Regions from separate parts of the Mus musculus genome. Here region 1 is linked to region 2. The links are chromatin loops, found by intact Hi-C in ENCODE. Cell type or tissue: gastrocnemius. All regions are shown on one strand. Each heading gives the region's core, and the rest is flanking DNA. Links, peaks and the distances in the headings are about the cores only.

The links. A loop is a pair of places that touch in the nucleus more often than their neighbours do. Peaks named below come from ENCODE experiments on the same cell type or tissue, not always from the same donor. Only the 100,000 strongest peaks of a DNase experiment are listed, where the experiment ranks them.
Region 1: it touches region 2 in a loop (2.7-fold over the local background); 15 of 42 quality-filtered maps call a loop at or near these places.

What each region holds. Positions count from the first base shown.
Region 1 is chr2:32,574,818-32,586,918 of GRCm38, reverse strand. Pip5kl1 (phosphatidylinositol-4-phosphate 5-kinase-like 1) reads right to left here and starts at 11,201. Exons shown (of 10, transcript NM_198191.3): 1 at 11,025-11,201; 2 at 10,068-10,268; 3 at 8,994-9,047; 4 at 8,656-8,810; 5 at 8,315-8,439; 6 at 7,949-7,983; 7 at 7,806-7,861; 8 at 6,866-6,978; 9 at 6,490-6,640; 10 at 3,136-3,646. The coding sequence starts at 11,054. The coding sequence ends at 3,379. It also overlaps 9430097D07Rik. In gastrocnemius, for the core only: CTCF peaks have their summits at 5,052 and 6,640 (motif pointing left); DNase peaks (open chromatin) are centred at 3,288, 5,230 and 8,188; H3K4me3 peaks cover 688 bases.
Region 2 is chr2:32,685,376-32,693,375 of GRCm38, reverse strand. It overlaps Fpgs (folylpolyglutamyl synthetase), which reads left to right. Exons shown (of 15, transcript NM_010236.2): 2 at 655-783; 3 at 872-925; 4 at 2,122-2,186; 5 at 5,342-5,456; 6 at 5,539-5,616; 7 at 5,713-5,774; 8 at 5,861-5,963; 9 at 6,154-6,231; 10 at 6,491-6,638; 11 at 6,733-6,822; 12 at 7,507-7,657; 13 at 7,987-8,000. Mir8093 (microRNA 8093) reads left to right here and starts at 5,610; the gene lies at 5,610-5,746. In gastrocnemius, for the core only: a CTCF peak has its summit at 3,779 (motif pointing left); DNase peaks (open chromatin) are centred at 582 and 3,776; H3K4me3 peaks cover 630 bases; H3K27ac peaks cover 2,193 bases.

The DNA.
Region 1 (12,101 bases), core at 1,455-9,454, 110 kb after region 2:
CCACTCTAGTCCTTGTGTGATTGGAAGGAAGACAGTAAGAGAGCCACCCGTGTGATGGCTACTGGCCGTGGAGAATTGAGGTTCTCCATTTCTGAAATTACCCGGGAAGTAACAGGGGATAGGAAATGAAGCAAAGGCTTCAAACTAAGCAGCCCTGAGTTTCAGGATAGTTGTTGGGTTGTCAGCTCAAATGATGTGAACTTGACTATGAATATCAGATAGGCAATGAAGAAACGTGTTTTTGAGACAGGACCCCACATTTTTCAGGCAGGCTTCAAACTCACCGAGATCCAGCTATCTCTGCTAGAGAATTGGGAGCTGGGATTAGTGGCTCAGGTTGTTTTGTTGTTGGTGGTTTGATTTGGTTTTAGGCTTTCAAGACAGGGTTTCTCTGTGTAGCCCTGGCTTGCCTGGAACTTGCTCTGTAGGCCTTGGACTCACAGAGATCAGCCTGCCTCTGCCTCCCAAGTACTGGAATTCAAGGTGTATGCCACCACTGCCCAGCAGGCTGTTTTTAAAACAGCCACTTTGTATTGGTTATGTCAATGCAGCCCATGCCTGAGGCAGGTCCCTCCCCCACACCCCACCTTTCTTTTCTGTTAAGTGGGAAAAATATCCCTGTCCCAGTGAGAAAGGGCAGAGACAGACAGCTCAGGGCACCACCAGAAAATCGTACTTCTGCTTGGTTCCTGTGGCCGTCCCCCTGCCTGTGATCCTCTGAGGATTCAGATGGAATCCCTCCCTTTCGGCTACTTTCTGACCTATCACATCAAGCGCATTCCTGCCTCAGGACCTTCCACTGGCTGCATTCTCTAGTCACTTTCCTAGTGGGACTCCTTATCTCTCAGCTCAAAGACCCTTGCCAACATGAACAGCACACTACAAGTTATTATTTCAGACAGGATCTTTCTATGTAGCTTTGTGTTTCTGTGACAGACACTATGACCGAATACAACGTGAGGGAAAGGTTTTATTTCAGTCTACAACTCCCACATCACAGTCCATCACTGAGGTAAGTCAGGGCTGGAGCCTAGGGACAGGAACTGGAGCAGAGGGCATGGAGGAGGGGGCCATGGAGCAGTGCTGCTAACTAGCCTCACATTCAACTACCTTTCTTATAACCATCTAGACCACCTGCCTGGGGTGGCACTGCCCACAGTAGGCATCCCTTTCCCACATCATTAATCAAAAAGAAAAGAAAACAGCGCCAAAGACACACAACAGGTCAATGATAGGCAGCTCTTCAACTCTTCATCCCTCTACCCACATGGCCCTAGTGTGTGAATCACACAGTCCAGGCTAGCCCGGGATCCTTCTGTCTGAACCTCACAAATGATGGGGTTACAGGCATTAGCCACACCCTTCCCAGAAGGGCACTGTGGAATTATTCTGAGTCACTTCCCTGGTTCTCATGCCCATGTGCCCATTAGACTCATCTCTGTCTGGTGACATTCTCAAGTCGCCTTCACCACCCACGTGAAACCCGACAGGAACAAAATGAGATGAGCGAGCCAGGACTGCTGGGTCTCTGAGGTCTCAGGTGACTTCCCTCATAGCCTCAGGCCCTGCCAGGGTTCCTGGTTGCAGGGAGAGTTGTCACCTTTGTGGGGGACCTCAGGGCTCTGAGTTCAGGGTCAGTCCCGTGGGAGCCAGACCTCAGAAGATGTGGCAGCAGATCCCAGGTCCTACTTTGTCTCCCTGCTACCTTCCTATGTCCCTGGCTAGATACCTCTGGGTGGCATCAGAAGATGAACATAATCTTGCCAACCAAGAAGAATTCCTGCAGGTGTGCCAGCACAGAGAAATCACCCAAGAATACTCAGAACAGGCCATGTGTCCTGATAGAAAATGATAATTCCTGGAATGGTCATCTGAGGGCAGCCTCTTCTGCAACCAGCCCTCCCCTGCTCTCGGCTCACCCTCCCCAACTCCCACCCCATTAGCCACTTTTCAAAGTCTGGCCATATCTGGTGGGTCAGTAGAATAGAGCTATTAAGATGCTTTTCCAGGGTCCTGGCTGATCAGTCTTGGGGCACATCTCTCACCCCCTCCCCAGTGGCCCCACAACCCTACTTCTTCTTCTTCTTTTTTTTCGTTTTTTGTTTTTTTGGTTTTTTGTTTGTTTGTTTGTTTTTTTCGAGACAGGGTTTCTCTGTGTAGCCCTGGCTGTCCTGGAACTTACTTTGTAGACCACGCTGGCCTCGAACTCAGAAATCTGTCTGCCTCTGCCTCCCAAGTGCTGGGATTAACACAACCCTACTTCTTGCTAAGATGTTCCCTTTCTCCCAAATTCCAGGACCTTCACTGTGCCCTTGCCCTGGGACCCAACAAGGACATGAATGACCCTTCTGGTCTCGGCCTAGAAAGTAAGGCACCTTTCTCTCCTGCCATAACCGGTGAGATGCTTTGGTAATGGCTCCTTTCACCAGGACTTAGGCCCCAGGCTTCTCTCCAAAGCTGTGTCATCCCAGCTGATAGCCTGGGCTATCAGGACAATCTGCACAGTCAGTGTCTTCTGTGTCCCTGAGGCCTATGTCCCTTCTTCCCATTTGTCACATTACATCGCAGAGGGAGGGGCAGGGAGGCAGCACCATGCCCTGGAAACACAGCCAGGTTCTAGAACACCTTGAAAGAAAATGTCACTGAGCACAGTTAGATCAGACTGGAGTCAGAGGCTGTGGCTGGTTTCCCAGAGACAGGAAGAGAGATGGTTGGGGTTGCTGTAGGCTAGCCCAAAACCATTGGGTTGGCCACTGAGGTTTCCCCATTTGACTGAGAGGTCACTCAAGATCAACAGTGACCCTTGAGGGACTCCCTGCTAGACCAACTCCAGGAAGCCCGCTTCTGCCTCCTTGATACCCACCTGCCTCTCAGAGGGGCATGATGAAGCCATTCCAGAGCTGGGAATCGAAAAGCCTAGAATTTTGGACTGATCTTGCTCCTAACCTGCACCTTAAACTTTTGGGCTTGTTTCCCTATTGGAACAAGGGTGCCCCCTCCCTTCCCCCTTCTCCATAGTGTGAGGCTAGGTGTATAGGAACTTGGGCCCCAGGCCCAAGTCATGGTGTAAGCTGGTTCCAGCATTTATTGCTGGGTGGTCTTGCTCATCCCCTTCATCCCGTGAACCTCCATTTCGTGGTCTGTAAAAAGAGAATATCAACATTTTTTAATAGTAAATGAGCTAAGGGTTGGGGTCAGGGTCCTTGCTCTATGCAGGGTACAGCACCGTCACCGAATGGGGCTGAGTCTTCACAGCATTAGTTATGAGGGTGCTTCCCTCTGGTGGCTGGTAGGATGAACTGCAGGCTAGCTCCCTGGGTACAGCTGCAGAATAGTTGCCGGCGCATTGTCCATAAGGGAAGAAGGCAGACACGTGAGTCATTCTGTGTGCACCTCTGCCCACCGACAGAGGCGACGGGCGTAGTGAGCCGGGCTGACAGTGGAGACGCTCTGGCCTGGATAGCGTACCATCTTCCACACATGTTCCAGCCGTTTGCGAAACCCATACACGGTAGTCATATCCACTAAGCCCAGAAAATAGCGTTGGTCTGGCCCGTCCAAGATATGGAGGGCATTGGGAAGGTCGGGCAGCATCCGGCAGTTCTGGTCCCCCGTTCCCTTCGACTTCGACACACCTTGTATGGACCTAGGTATGGGAATAGGATAAAGCTGTCGCCTCCCAGCCAGCGAGCAAGGTACAAATGAGCTAGGTACTTTAGGGGGCTGAGGAATAAAGGAATTGACAGTCTCGAGCTGCAGCGTCCCTTTCAAAGCCACTTGCCACAAGTGGCTGCTGAGCCCCGGAAATCTAGCCAGTGTTATGAGAAATGGCAGGCTCCAATATAAACTGAACTTCAAAGTCAATAGTGAGGGCTTGCCTGAAGAGACAGATGGCGCCACCATCTTTAAGCTCTTGTAGAGGACCAGCGTTAGCTCCCAGCAGAGAGCCCCTCAAAACTGGCGGTAACTTATCGCCATCGTTTGGTTATGAGAGCAAACAGCGCACTCATGCGCATGCATACGTAATTTAGAAATAAAATCTTTAAAAAGGGCAGTGTTGAAGATAAAGCAAACAATCTCCTCATCTTTTAGGTTGATAAGATTAAAATAATCAAATGTATTGACTCAATATCATTATTATTATTAATTTGCTTTTGCTGTTGTTGTTGGTTTGGTTTGGTTTTTTTGAGACAGGGTTCTTTTGTGTAACAGTCTTGACTATTTTGGAACTCACTTTGTAGACCAGACTGGCCTCGAACTCACAGAAATCTATCTATCTGTCTGCTTCTGCCTCCCAAGTGCTGAGATTAAAGATGTGAGCCACCTTCCTGACTTCTGTTTGCTTTTGAGACAGGGTTTCAATACAAGTAGCTCACACTGGTCTTGAACTTGCTGTGCAGCCAAAAATGATCTTGATTTCTGGTCATCCTGCCTCACCTTCTAAATACTGGGATTATAGGCATGTACCACTTCTGTTAGCAGAGAGTGTATAATACTAGGACTAATCTCGCCTGTTTCTTCTTTCTCTCCTTTCTTTTTTTTAAATAGTCTGAGGATTACAGGTGTGGGGCACCCAGGGCAGTCTATATGGTTCTATAGAACCCAGGCCATGGTGCATGCTGGGTAAGCACTCTAACAACTGAGCAACAACTCCAGCCCTCTTTTAAAAAACAAACAAACACCCAAACCTTTGTAAATGAGGGTATGGGGGTTGGGGAGTAATTTTATATTTCAAAGACTCAGCAGTGACTTGTGGCCAGTGCCTATGAATGGGACATAGGACTCTGGATATTCTGAATTGAATTTTATTTCTGTTGGGGAGGGCCGATCTGGAGCATTTGGGTCATGTGGACCTGGCCTTGGTCAGGTTTGCGGGATAATCTCATCCTAGAAGCCTTAGGGTCGCAGAGATGAAGAACTGTGAACGAGGAGCCTAACAATCCCAGTTTGTAGCGCTGTGATTTCCCTCAAGTGTATTCTTGCGGGCAGGTTCCTGACCACTAAATCCCAGTCAGCCGAAGCAAGTTCAATTTCTCTACCTCATCCTGCAGGGGACGCTACAGTTCCTCGTGCTGTGGTGACCCCAACCATAGAATTATTTCATTGCTGCTTCATAACTGTAATTTTGCTACTGTTCTGAATCGTAATGGAAATATTTGCATTTATATGCAACCCCTAAAGGGATCGAGAGCCACTGCTATAGGGCTTTCTTTATGCCAATCACGGGAGGGGCGGGCTCTAGAAAATAAGTCAGCCAATGAGAGACAAGCCCCGCTACAGTCTCAACTAATCAAAAAACAGTGTCAGAAGAGCCTAAGCTTCCAGAGGGAGTGTGTGGGGCAGCGATGAAGAGCCTGTTGGGAAATATTTCAACATGATGACGATTCTGTGCAAACTGGAACTTACTGGACCAATGACAGCAGTGCTCTGCGCTACGCATCAGCAGCAGGTAAAAGCTGAGCTTGAGCGATCCTGTACCATGGCAGACACTTTATCATCTGATCCAGACATGGCTGGGCTGTGACTGTGTGGGGAGCCATCACTGTATCCTACTCAAGTCTCCTCCAGGCCAAGGGCCTCTTCCATAGATGGAGCAGGAATAGAAATTGCCTGAGAGCCGAGGCCACCCTCATCCCTAACTTTCTCTGTCCTACACGAGACCAATGCGCTTGAGTTTTGAGTTGGTGTTGTTTGAGCAGGGTCTCACTATATGTAGCTCTGGCTGACCTTGAACTTAGAGATCTACCTGGCTCTGTTTCCTGGGTGCTGGGATTAAAGGTGTACTTTAGGGCACATCTGGTAGGCTTGAAGTCGCAAATGGGCTTACTGGTCAACCCCAGGGGTGCGCCTTAGAGAAGTGTAATTAGAGCAGAGTCCTTTGGCTTCCCTTCCCTTCTCTGAGCCTTCATGGTCAAGAGTCAGTGCGTGGTCTCAGTGAGGGCCATGGCCAGCATAGCGGGAGTGACGGTTCTTCTACATAACATAGAGTACACAGTGGTGGTGCTGCTGGTGATGACTTCAGGGGTCAGAGGGCACAAAAGTAAATGGGTTTTGTCACTGCACAGAAACCTGGGTCATATGTCCTGCCAGAGAATAGGGCAGAAGGCTCAATCTATCATTAAAAGGCCTTGTCCAGTTAGACTCCTTCAGGTCTGTCCTTTCCTAGCCCATCTGGTCCCCTTACCTCTAGCAGCCAAGCTTGGATACATGTGTACATACACATACACACATACAAACACACACAGTACTTCCCAGCCTTTAAGCATACACGCACGTACACACTAACACACACATGCACACACACATGCACACGCGCGCGCGCACACACACACACACACACACACACACACACACACAGTACTTCCCAGCCTGTAAGCCTATGCCACGCCACAAGAGGGAAGGTAGTCTCTTACCTCGTGCCTACCTCACCTCTTGCCTACCTCACCCGCCCCACCCATCCTTGCCATTACATCTGGAGGCAAAGCTCACTTGAATGTGCTGAAGACAGAGTGGTGAATGCCCTTCTCGTCTTCGTGGAGAAACTGGATGGCCACCAGGAGGCTGTAATCCAGTACATTCACCTCCCGCAGGAAGGCGGTGTCTAGCTCCATCTGCCGGAGGAACCAGCTCCGCTGGGCTCCTGTGGGGACCACCACAACTCACCTGAGTCCCCACCACGTGCCTGTGCTTACCCCAGAAGTGTGAATGGCATGACCAGCCCCATTCTATAATCTGTCTTGTACCCCCCAGTTGCATAAGTCTGGAGCCAGGATTTGAGTCCTAGGCTGTGAAGAATTTGGGTAGAGGGGACCCTTCTTCCAAACCTCACCCTGGAGGAGGACTAGGCAGTGAGCGTGTAACTCACCCAATCTCATGGTCTTTTCTTGAAAGTTGAGGTCCTTCAGCACCAAGACAAGGGGGCTGCCCTCAGGGGCTGGATCTACCCAGCGGCTTATGTTGCAGCCCTTGATGTCATACCTGGGAGGTAGGACATACACAGCAGTCACTGGATTCAAGGACTTCCCAGGGGTGGTTGCTCCTGTATGAGCTAAGTCACCATGGATTTACCTCCAACCTCAGCACCCTTCTAGACTGTGTTCTCATGTTAGAGATGGAGAAACAGAGGCTCAAACAGTAATTTGCCTGTGTCGCAAGGTATGCGAAGAATAGAACAAGGATTTGAACTCAGACCTTTACAAGCCCAACCTAGGTATCAGCCCTACTTACCTGTCTCAGTATCTTGTCTGCCAGGGGAGGATCCTACCAGCAGGTTGGGTTTGTTCTCCAACTCTAGCTCCATTTAGTTATCTCTAAATAACTAAACGGTTAAGAGCACCGTTCCTGAAAGAGTTGGTTCTCTTGTTTCATCATGAGGGTCCTGGGGACTGAACTGCGTCCTCAGGTTTGGCTGCAAGCACCTTTTCTGACTGAACCATCCCACCTGTCCCTTTCCCTGAATCCATTAGCCTTCTTCAGTTTCTCAACTATAAAATGAGGGTGGTTAGCCCGGTGTGATGACCCAGAATTCTAGTACTGGAATAGACAACAGGGTAGAAAGTTGGTATCTAATCTGGACTACGGAGACTATTTCAATCTAAAATAAAATAAAGCTCTGGGGGGAGATATGGTTCAGTGGTGAGCCTAGCCTGTACGAAAGCACTGGTTTTGATCCCCAAGTACCGGCCAGCCGCTCAAAAGATCTGTTCTTCCTGGGTCTGTTTGGCGGTCTACTGGATAAGGATTGGTGTCTCAGCCTGCACCTTTCCTGTGAAACTGGAACCCTATATCCACTCGGACGGACTCACCTCTCAGAAATGCGGCTGGTAGGGTAGAAGATGCACTGCATGATGATGAAGTACTTCTGGGAACAGGGGTCAGGAGTGAGGGAAGCCCGAGCTCACCCTCCAGCAGCCCCCACTGCTGAGCCACCTCTGTCTGCTACACTCACCTTTTTCCCCTGAGCTACCCGCAGACTGTATACGCCTGAAAGACGAGAAGGTATCTCTAACTGTACAATCCCGGAGCCAGGTTTCGCATCTTTCTCAAGACCCACCGAGTACCTGAGCCTGTCCCTCCAGGTTCCACCCCCAGAGTCCCTTCTCAATTGGGCGTCTCCGGCACCGCGGTGTCTCCAGCACCACAGACATAGCCTGGATGAAGTCCCAGCCCAGCCTGAAACAGGGCCAGACTCTCCAATCCCGACATGGTCCCGTTGGGCCCCGCCCCAGGATCCGCCCTCCCCAGTCACTCTGCAGTTTAAGACCTGCCCCCCTCTCCCCCCCCCGCACCCCCCCCCCCCCCCGCCTCCGCGTACCCAGCAACCGTGCCAGCAGGGAGTGTGGGTATTGCTGCAGGTGCTCCACATAGCGGGGCAGGTGGGCAAGCAGCACATGCACTTCGTGGCGCCGTTGGGTCTTCACAAAGAAGCGCTGGTCGTGGCTATAGGTGGGAACAGAGGTCATTCACTGTCCAGACTTGGCAGGAATGGTTCCCACCAAGTCTCTTGCTCCTGCTTTTGCACAGGATGGATGTGTCTGGCTACCTCGCCCCCTTGCTTCATCTCACCTTCCTCTGGCCCTGACCCTCTCTCCCCAAAGCCATCCTGCCAGCCTGGAACGGAGCCCCAATCCTGCCCCATCCTTGCTACAAGCTCACGTCAGGAAGAAGCTGGCCTTGCTTTTGGAGGTGCTGAAGAATTGAAGGTAGGGATCACCAGGGCCAAGAGTAGCCTGGTAGTCCTCTTCAGTCAGGCCAATGGATTTCCTCAGCCGTGCAAAAGCCGGGCCAGCCAAGGTGCCCAGCTCGAAGCCCTGTAGGGGAGAAAGTGGCCCAAGCGAGTCCACCCTTGTGGGCCCAGGGTCCAGGTGCATGCAGCTGGGTCTGGCTAGGGAGCGTCAACCCAGCAAGGTCCTGGGAACTAGCCATCACTCCCACTCACAGCTGAGGAGGGGGGAGCTAAAGCAAAGAGACCCCACCACTTAGGTACTTCCTACCTCTTCGTGAACTTGGGTCATGACTTCCAGGTAATCCTTCTGGGTAGTAGGTCCCTGCAGGGGTTGGTAATGGGTTTCAGAGAAAGTCTGGGTCTGCTATGGCCTACCTAGATTGTGTGTCCAGCACGGGGCCTTGCCCTTTCCTTTAGCAAACAGGGAACTGACAAGTCTTGTTAGCTTAAATTGGGCGCTTGAGATTCTGGTTCACCCAGGGCTGGAGGAAGGATGGGGATGACCTAAGGCAGGGCCCCATGGGCGTTATCACCCACATCTGGATCTTCAGGACCAGGCACCAAGTTCAAGCCTGGTGCATACTTTCAAATACTCATGCAGGCTGTGTACAGCCAGATTGCATCCTCCTGAAAGGGGCCAGTGATGCCAGGGGAAAGCCTCGGAGAGTCTGACTGGGGAAGGGTGCCCGGGGCAGGTGACCTCTGAGTGGAAATCTGAAGGTGTGTGGAGAGGAGAAACCCCATTCTGGAAGTGCCCTGGAGGCCAGAGGCAGGCTACAACAGCCAGCTCTGTAGGCAGCCATATCTCCAGGCTGTGTTCAGTCCCGAGGATACTTCCTGCAGGTGATGAGGGTCAGGCTATGTTCCAGAGAACCCCCTCCAGATCTTGTATTTCAACTGTGCATACGTGCACACACGCGGACAACATAAAGGCTCCCCAGGCGACTGGGCTGCTGAGTTAGCAGCTGGGTGATGCTTTCTGCTGAGCCAGCTTGGCCCCAGCCTGACAGGCTCCAGGGAGGATGGACTGGATTGGGCAGGGTGGGGGTGGGGGTCCCTTCTTAACCATTCAAGCTGGTAGGGCCCAGGGGCTTCACCCATTATACAGATAGGGGTACTTGAGGCCCAGAGAGACAGAGGCCATACATCCACCACTTTAAGCAGGGTGTCCCTCAGACCTCCTGGACTTCTCTTCCAGCTTTTCAACTCAGAATTTCTGCTTCCTGACACAAATCCCTGCCTTCCTCTTCTTGGTAGGCCTCTCTGATTACCAGTGTCAACCTTTTAGTGAGATAGACTGCCAGCTAGGTTTGAGGTGTCTGAGACAGGATGGGCCATTCACCGTGGGTGGGTTGTTCTTGGAGACCTGGGTGGCAGCCCACAGCCCTTCCTGCATCATTCGTGTCATTCTATGCAGCTCATGTCCTGGACCGACCTCAAACAGGCCAACTCTAGACTGCCTGGCTCGGAGGTGCCAAAGAAGGCCGCGGCGGCTCCCTGAGGAAATGGACTTGTTTCCAGCCTCCTGGGAGTGGGCCGGGATCTGATGGGAAGAGGCACAAGAAACAAAGAGCATGTGGCAGTATTTCAGAAGGGAAATGCATGGGTTCAAATCCTACTTCCACCGATTAGGGATCTTCTGCTTATCTTTCTCTGCTTCACCTTCCCTGACCATAAAATACAGGGCTAACACTATAGCTATAGTCCCAGTGTTTGAGGGGCCAAAACCACCTGCAAATGGTATGCAAATGGAGTGGGAACAGCCTTCTGCTGTCAATCCCAGGTGCATCTGATGACTCCCAGAGGCTGCATGACCTTAGGTCAGACCCAGCCTTATTATCTCCTCTGTTACATGTTAGCTGCTACTGTTGCGTCTGAGCTGCCTTCACAAGAAGCCTTGCTAGCAGGCGCTGGGATGCTGGGAGATTCAGTCTTCCCTGTTTCCTCTTCTATGCTGTGCTTCTCTGTGCTAGCAAGAAGGACCAGGTCAAATGGAAGCTGAAGTCATACCAGCTCACCCATTCCTACTGGAGACCCATCCTGTGTACAAAGCTGAGCGCTTGAGGTCCTTATGGAGCCTTACGGAATTTATCTCATCATCCAAATTTTCCTGATGAGGAAACTGAGGAAGACCTCCGGGGGACACCCACCAGATCGCTACCCCCTTTCATACCTCCGTGGGGCGTGTCTTGATCTTCCCAGAGCAGAGACGGGGCGGGGGGGTGTTCAAGCCTCTGGCCAAGGTAATGGCCAGACTTTCACCCTTCCCTTTCTTGTCCCCTCTCTGGTCCGCACCTACCTCGTGGGACCTAAGGCTTGGTGTGGCCATCGCCCCCAGGTGCCGCTTCTCTGGCTTTGGCGGTGTCTCGGAGGCCCAGATGCAGGAATCAGGCCCCGCCTCTGCATGGCGAACGACCAATCGCGACGCTCTTGTTACCACTGTGCCCAATCTTCGAAAGGGGCGCTTGCCTTTGCCTGCCGGTTCCACCTCCACGGATGCAGCATACTCAGAACTCTGATCCTGGCCCTTCAGAGCTGCCTGGCTGAGGTGTTGGTGGAAAGGCCTTGTCACGGTTGCACGAGGGGGACGATGACCTTGGCCTGCGGGTCCCCCCTCCGAGGATGTAGGATCCTCTGCATCCTGATCGTGGTCGGACCGAGCCTCCTGGCGATGGCTGAGGTGCCTGAGAAAATGCCTTCTTGTTGCGGTTGCACGCTTTGCACGGAATCTGCGAGGGGGGCGCTGGCCTTTGCCCTTGGGTCCCCCCTCCGAGGACGCAGCATCCTCTGAATCCCGGTTCTGGCTGGGCGAGGTCGCCGGGTTTTGGTGGAGGTGCCGGAGAAATGATTCTCCTCTCAATTTCCTCCCGAACTGTGGACGTACGTCTCTAGGACTGGCTGTGGAGTCAGGTAGCTTAAATCGTGTTTCTTGGGTCTTTTTAGGCATGAAATTCCCATTGGCTGTCTCTCAGGTAAAGAAGCTAAAAGCAGAGAAAGAAGTGACCATCTCCAGGTGGTACAGAAGTCAGAGCATCCTTCCGTGTGATTGAAGCGCCCACTGGAGGCCACAGCGGGAACAGACACCAGAAATTTTTTGGTGAGCTAGCTAGAGGGACACAACATAATCTTTTAAAAGCATAGATGGGATGATGTCACCCTTATACTTTAAGTATTCAGTGACGTCTCTTGGCGGTGGAACAGAATTCAAACTCCTCACCATGGCATGAGTCACCACTCTCTTGACTCACTCCAAACACCCTCCTTGCCCTCAACCCAAGCTGCAAACTTCCACCCCCAGGGTTTCCCGTTCCTGGGCTCCCAAGTATCAGTCCTGTCTGGACTTTTTACTTGCCTTGATCCTTCGGACCACCTTTCA
Region 2 (8,000 bases), core at 1-8,000:
AGCACAGGTTTCTCAGAATGTAGGGTAATTGAAACACACGACTGGATTTATATCCTCAAATGCCTCTCATTTAGGCCTCTCTGTTTATTTTCTGTTTCCACTCCCATCCCCCAAAGCCGTCTCCTGAGGCTGTCTGTACCCACCTGTGGATTCTGGCCCGACAACTCTTGAGTGTACTTTCCCTCCCTCTGTACCTCCTCTTCCAGATCTAATTGCTTACTTACATTGTCTTGTCTTAGGGTTAGAAGGTGGAACTCTCAAATATTCCAAAATTCAAAGTTCCTAGATTTCTAACGTCCTGGCCCCCACTCAGTGGGTGTCCAGTATAGTGGTAGAGAGATTAAGGAAAAAACCTTCCTTCCAGGGTTGGTCTTGTGTGTGAAGGCTGAGGGCATAGAAGCTTGGGGAAGGCAGCCCAGGAAATGAAGGTCCGTTAATCTTGCCAGCTTTACCTGGCACTCCCTGGGTGGGGCTAGCTTGCCCATGGCTCCCATCTTTGCTAGAACTGGAGATATGCCAGGGCTGTCCCACCAAATAGCTGTCGGCAAAGGCAGCGTGGCTGGTATAACGGGCCTGTTGCCCTGGTTTTGCCACTGGTGGGCTGGGTCTCTCTGTCCTTAAGGACCCTCACTGAACTGGGACTATGGTTGCTAGGATGCTGTGCGCACGCTCAACACCCTGCAAACCAATGCCAGCTACCTGGAGCAGGTAAAGCGCCAACGGAGTGACCCCCAGGCGCAGCTGGAGGCTATGGAGATGTACCTGGCACGGAGTGGACTGCAGGTAAGGTTGTACATCCTGCAAGACATCTCGACCCTATCTGCGCGTGCGAGCCCAGTGGCTGAGGCGAGGACCTTTCTGTCTGTTGTAGGTGGAGGACTTGAACCGGCTAAACATTATTCATGTCACTGGGACCAAAGGGAAGGTAAGAGCAATCCAGGAGTCCATGTGGTGGACTGGTGCCCATCCACCTTTTTTTGTTTGTTTTTTTGGTTTTGGTTTTTCGAGACAGGGTTTCTCTGTGTAGCCCTGGCTGTCCTGGAACTCACTCTGTAGACCAGGCTGGCCTCGAACTCAGAAATATGCCTGCCTCTGCCTCCCAAGTGCTGGGATTAAAGGCATGTGCCGCCACTGCTCGGTTCACCTTATTTTTTTAAAGATGTATTTATTTATTGTATGTGTAGGAGTGCACTGTCGCTGTCCTCACACACACCATAAGAGGGCATCAGATCCCATTATAGATGACTATGAGCCACCACGTGGTTGCTGGGAATTGAACTCAGGACCTCCGGGAGAGCAGTCAGTGCTCTTAACTGCTGAGCCATCTCTCCAGCCCCTGCCTGTCCAACTTTATTAATTGATTCTCTACATGCTGCTACCAAAGAGCACCTTAGGGTGTCCTGTTAGGGTCCCGATTGCTGTGCTGAAACACCATGACCAAAAGCAACCTGGGGAGGGAAGGGTTAACTTCACTTGCATTCCATAGAACAGTTTCTCACCCAAAGAAGTCAGGACAAGAACTCAAACAGGGTGGGAACCTGGAGGCAGGAGCTGATACAGAGGCCAGGAGGGATGCCGCATATTGGCTTAGTCATCAGGGCTTTCTCAGCCTGCTTTTTTTTTTTTTTGAGGGGGGGGGGTTTGAGACAGGTTTTTCTCTGTATAGTCCTTGTTGTCCTGGAACTCACTCTGTAGACCAGGCTGGCCTCGAACTCAGAAATCCGCCTGCCTCTGCCTCCCCAGTAGTGGGATTAAAGGCGTGCGCCGCCACCACCACGCCCGGCACCTCATGCTGGAGCTTATGGAGGCTCCCATAAGCTGGATCGCTGAGGTTTCCCCCTCTCGGATGGCCAGCTTTTGCCAAGCTGACATCAGACTGTCATGTCGGGCATGTAGGAAAGAGAGTTTACTTGGCTGTGAGTTCTGGGAGATGTGGTCCCCCATGGCAGGTGATCACATGATCACATTGCATCCTCAGTCAGGAAGGGATTGATGTGTGCTTGTGTGCCTCGGTCAACCCTGTCGAGAAACTCCTCCCCAGGCCTGCCCGGCACGTCTCCCTGGTGATTCTGGGCGACAACCAGCAGTACCCATCATTTCATCCTACCCAATGCTTTCCAGGGCTCCACCTGTGCCTTCACCGAACGGATCCTGCGGAATTACGGCCTGAAGACCGGCTTCTTTAGGTACTGGGCTCTGTGTGAGTGGGTGTGGGTGTCTGTGTCTCAGCTCTAGAAGGCTATGGTGCTAGAGCCAAGGTCAGCCTCTCTGCCTCTCCCCCGGTATTTGTTGATTCAGCAAACATTAAATCCACAGTGCCAGTGTTAGCCCACTAATAGCAGCCATCAGTTTCCATAAGGAATAAATTGGAGGGAGAGAGGCGACCTGTGTCTCAAGGTGTGGCCTAAGTACCTGGCTGGAAGAACCAGGTGACCTTTTATTAATTTAAGTTCCAAATGTAATTTTTGCCCGTTAAATTTTTAAATTATTCTTCTTGCTTTATGTGTGTGTGTATTTTGCTGCATGTATGTGCTAGTATTGGAATTACACAGGGTTCTGAGCCACGTGTGTGTTAGGAATGAAACCCAGGTCTTCTGCAAGAGCATTCAGTGCTCTTCATTGCTGAGCCATCGATCCAGTCCCTGTTTGAGGCAGGTGTCACTCTAGCCCAGGCTGACCTGGAACTCACTTTGTCCCTCAGGCAGGCCTACAACCTGGGCTCTTCCTACCTCAGTCTCCTGCTGGAGTTGCGGGTGTGAGCCACCGCACTGCACAACTTGGTTTTGTCTGCTTTTTTAATGTTTGTTTTGTTTGGGGGGTGGGGTGTCTCTCTATGAAGCTCTGACTGGCCTGGGATTCTATAGATTAGTCTGGCGAAGAATTCACAGTCTAACCTGTCTCTGCTTCTTGATTGCTGAGATTAAAGTTGTGCACCACTTTACCCACCTTTGAGTATGATTTATGTGTGCATGGGCACACAAGCATATGTTTATCTCAGTGTGTGTTTTTCTGTCTTTCCTTCCTTCCTTCTTCCTTTCCCCCTCTCCCTTACCCTCTACCCTCCCTCTCTCCCACTCTCCCTTCCCTCCCCTCCCCCTTTCCCCCTCTTCCTCTCCCCCTCCTCCTCTCCTTCTCCCCTCCCCCTCTCCCCTCGCCCTCTCCCCCCGCCCTCTCCCCCTTCTCCTTCCCCTCCCCTCCCTCTCCTCCTCTCTGCCTCCCCTCTCCCTCCCCTCTTCCTCCTCCTATCCCCATCCCCTCTCCCTCCTCTCTTCCTCCTCCTATCCCCCTCCCCTCCTCCTCCTCCTATCCCCTTCCCCTCCTTCTCCCTCCCCCCTTCCCCTCCCCCTCTCCTCTCTGTCTTCTTCCGAGATTGGGTCTCTCACTGAACCTGGAGTTCCTAGATTCAGCTGGATAACTATGCATTAGCAACCCCAGGGATGCTCCTGTGTCTGCTCCCCAGAAGTGGGGTAATCAATTCACAGCCGCTGGCTGGTTTCTTTTTGCAGCGGTTGGGGTGGGTGAGGATGGAGTGTGAGAATACTGGGGATCTGAACGCAGGCCCTCATATTTGTGTGGCAAGCACTTTACTGACTAAACCATCTCCCAGGCTCTCCAGATCCAGTTTTTAAGCATAGAGATATTTGTTGGCTAAGATGTCTCTGCAGTAAGGAACACAAACCTGACTCATAAAGGTGCAGAGCCAGTTTGGCTATGGCCCCCATGTCAGAGTCTCCACAGGGAGGCAGTAGAGCTCTGCCAGGGATAGCTGTGGTTTCTTCTGGAGCAGCGCCCCCTTGTGGTGACTCACAGACATCAGAAGCCCACAAGATGTGGAGCTGGCTTACTGATGCGAGCCTCTCCTCCCCTGTCACCTTAAACAGAGGACGTTTCAGAGGAGTGCATATGAGTATACTCCTGGGGATTTGTCCCTTGAGGGAGAAGCGTATCCGACATTAGCTTTGTCAGTTCTGTCAGGCCACCTCCATAAGCACCTGAAGCCAGTTGGCTGGGGCCAATTCAGATCAACTGACATGTCAGTTTCCTGGAACTGGTGATTGTTCAAAATAAAGACATGGAAGCTGGGCAGGGCGGTGGTGGCGTACACCTTTCATCCCACCACTCAGTAGGTGAGACAGGCTGTGAGTTCAAGCCTGGTCTACAGAGCGAGTTTCAGGACAGCCAGGGCTACACAGAGAAACCTTAAAAAATGAAACAAGGGCTGCCGAGATGGCTCAGTGGTTAAGAGTGCCAACTGCTCTTCCAAAGGTCCAGAGTTCAAATCTTAGCAACCACATGGTGGCTCACAACCATCCGTAATGAGATCTGATGCCCTCCTCTGGAGTGTCTGAAGACAGCTACAGTGTACTTACATATAATAAATAAATAAATCTAAAAAAAAAAAAACAAAAGAAAAGAAAGGGAGATGACTTGGTGTGAGAGGGTCTTTGAGGACTTAAAATGCAGACATGTCTTAGGAGGCTTGTGTGATTGTGGCCACCGCATCGATAGGACACAGTATATGTGTCATTGACCAAAGAATAATACTTTTGAAGCTTGAAAACATGTAATGACTTTTTCATTACCTTGGGTGTCTTAGTGCGTGTGCATTGCTGTAGCCCACGAGAGAGGTCAGGAGACAAGCTTTAGTGCGTGTGTGTTTGCCCGTGTGCATTGCTGTAGCCCACGTGAGAGGTCAGGAGACAAGCTTTAGTGCGTGTGTGTTTGCCCGTGTGCATTGCTGTAGCCCACGTGAGAGGTCAGGAGACAACCTTTAGGAGAAGTTTCTCCCGTGAGTTCTTAGGATGACCGTAGATCATCAACGTTGGCAGCATGTGCCATGTCGCTGGTCCCTGATAATAAAGCTCTAACCACTGACCTTGGCCTACGCGGCCAGCCAGCCAGCCTACAGATGTGGATGCGGCAGGGGAATGACTCCAGACAGTTCCTTCCTCTGGATTTATTGCTTTGAGACTGAAAGGCGGACGGCTGTTAATAGGCATGTGTTAGCAGAGTTACTAATCCTTTGGGGCCCAGAGACTCTGTTAGATCATCGTGGGGACAGGGCTATCTCCCTCCTTTCTGAGGTGGGGGTCTTAGTTGAGAGTGGTATCGTAGGATGAACCCACCGACAGACAGACGGTAGGCCTGGCTAGGGACTGGAGGGGCCGCCAAGCTGCTGGGGCAGGGCTCAGCCTCCACAGGCTCTGGAGGCCCTAGGCAGGAGCTCAAGAGTCTTGAGGACGTACGTCATGGAGCCTCGGGAACAGGGCAGACACAGTCTGATTAGGGCAAGGAAGGCCTGGGAAGTGGGGAGTCCCGATGACCCCAGGTCTCTCCACAGCTCTCCTCACATGGTGCAGGTGCGGGAGCGGATTCGAATCAACGGGAAACCAATCAGCCCCGAGCTCTTCACCAAGCACTTCTGGTGCCTCTATAACCAGCTGGAGGAGTTCAAGGTACTGTGGCTGGGGACTGGGGAGGGCCCATCCCCGTGTGGGGTACGGGGCTCTGGCCCTGACTGGCTCCTTCTGTGTGCAGGACGACAGCCATGTCTCCATGCCCTCTTACTTCCGCTTCCTCACACTCATGGCCTTCCATGTCTTCCTCCAAGAGAAGGTGAGTGTCTTTCCTAGCCCTGTGTCTGAGTCCTTGGGGAGCAGAGCATGAGTGGAGGGGTTCCCTGCTCCCTGTGTGCTTTCTGCTCTCCTACAGGTGGACCTGGCAGTGGTGGAGGTGGGCATTGGCGGGGCTTTTGACTGCACCAACATCATCAGGTAAGGTAGCCGCCGTGGCTGTGGAGTCACCCGGAGCCTGCGCAACGGCTCGGCACTGGGGAGCAGGACTTTCTTGTCTTTTTCAGAAAGCCAGTGGTGTGTGGAGTCTCCTCTCTTGGCATTGACCACACCAGTCTACTAGGAGATACAGTGGAGAAAATAGCATGGCAGAAAGGGGGCATCTTTAAGGTAACATAGCGGGCCAAGGCAGGAGAGGTTCATGGGAGCCCAGGGTCTGTCCTTTTACCGCTTACTGAAGAATGACTGTGGCAAGTCATTACCAGGTCCTAGCCAGCTGCACAGCCTGGCTTCTCCTCCTTCTCCCTCTGTGGCCTCAGTTGAAATCAGCCCCTGTCCCTTTTTTCTGGTGTGCCTGCAGCCTGGTGTCCCTGCCTTCACTGTGGTGCAGCCAGAAGGTCCCCTGGCTGTGCTGAGGGATCGAGCCCAGCAGATTGGAGTGAGTGACTGGCTGGCTTGGTGGGGTGGAGGGGTGTGCTGACTAGAAGAACACAGTCTCCTGTTGGGCTTTGGGTTCCTCATGTGCAAAGGGGATAGCGGGGGTAGCTGTTGTGGCTCCAGGACGCATCTGGTTCTGGAAGCAGGTCTTGGTAGGCCCTGGTGGTTTTGGTGGTTGGTGATGGGCCCTGGTGGTCAGAGGCTTTCTAACATAGTGGTGGTGGCAGGTCAGCTGACCAGCTCTCCCCCTCCCCCCACAGTGCCCGTTGTACCTGTGTCCGCCATTGGAAGCCCTGGAGGAGGTTGGACTGCCATTGAGCCTGGGTCTGGAGGGAGCACACCAGCGGTCTAATGCTGCCTTGGCCTTGCAGCTGGCCCACTGTTGGCTGGAGCGGCAGGACCACCAAGGTAGGTGGGCCAGTGTGGGCGTGCAGGTGGGCAGCTCCAAGGCATGAGTGGAGCCTGCCTTGGAGGGGTCTGAATCCAGACTCACACCCTACAGACATCCAGGAGCTGAAGGTATCCAGGCCAAGCATACGGTGGCAGCTGCCCCTGGCACCTGTGTTCCGCCCTACCCCTCACATGAGGCGTGGTAAGTTGGAATTTCCTCCCCAATCCGGAGTCTGCACACCTCCGTTCCCCCTGAGGTGTATGTTGAGTTCCTATTGTATCTGTGTGCCCTTTCAGATGTCTCTTTTGGTTTCCTGTTTGGGGGTTGGGGCAGTTGTAGGTAGTGCCTCGGGGTGAGCATTCCTCTCTGGCCTAGAGTTCACAGCTCAGTTTTCCTACCTGCCAAATGAGATGCTGATAACACCCACTGCCAGGGGCTGTTTGGATGGTTCCTGGTGTGACATCATTCAGGTGTGAGCCCAGAGCCGGGAAGCCTGGAGCAGAGTGCCAGTCAGATTGAGGGAGGGTGCCCCTGCTTCAGTCCTCTAAACTGCTTTCATCCCAGAGTAAGGCTCAAACTGTTAGACCCCTGTAGAACAGCTTCAGTGTGCCAGGGTTGCTGTCAGGGACAGCCCTGGAGCAGATCTTGGGTCAAACTCCAGCCCTAGCCCTCACTTGCTGTGTGAGCACAACACTGACTGTCACTTGGGGAATGTATGATTGTGTAATAGCAGCCCCATCTCAGGGCTGTCTGGAAGATTTCACAGCAGGACAGCTCATTCCAGGAACCCAGAGACAGCCATTAGTAAGTGGATCTGCCTGTAGGGCCAGGAGATCACAGGCCTTGTTGTGGATCCCAGAGCACTGTCTCATCTGCCTTTGCCAGGGCTTCGGGACACAGTGTGGCCTGGCCGGACACAGATACTCCAGCGGGGACCCCTTACCTGGTACCTGGATGGCGCCCATACCACCAGCAGTGTGCAGGCCTGTGTGCACTGGTACCGCCAGTCATTGGAGCGCAGCAAACGCACCGATGGGTGAGCTCTCTTGCAAGTCTGTCTGAGCATGCAGGGTGGGTAATAACCCCCTTAGGGCTGATTTCAGTAGCTATCAGTGGGCTATAACCTGCTCTTAGAAAAAAATGCTCTACTGATAATTCTTTAGCAGTGATGCCGCTACATGGTACAGATTTGAAAATGTCCTAAATGGTGTTTCTACGATAAAGTCTATACCCTGGCGCTGGAGAGATGGCTGTTACATCGCTGCTCTTACAGAGAACCCACATGGGTTAGATTCTGGGGAAATGGCTGGAATGGTGTAGGAGGAAGGGCAGAAGGCATATCCCACCCATTTCTTCCTGATGCAGAGGGTCCGAAGTAC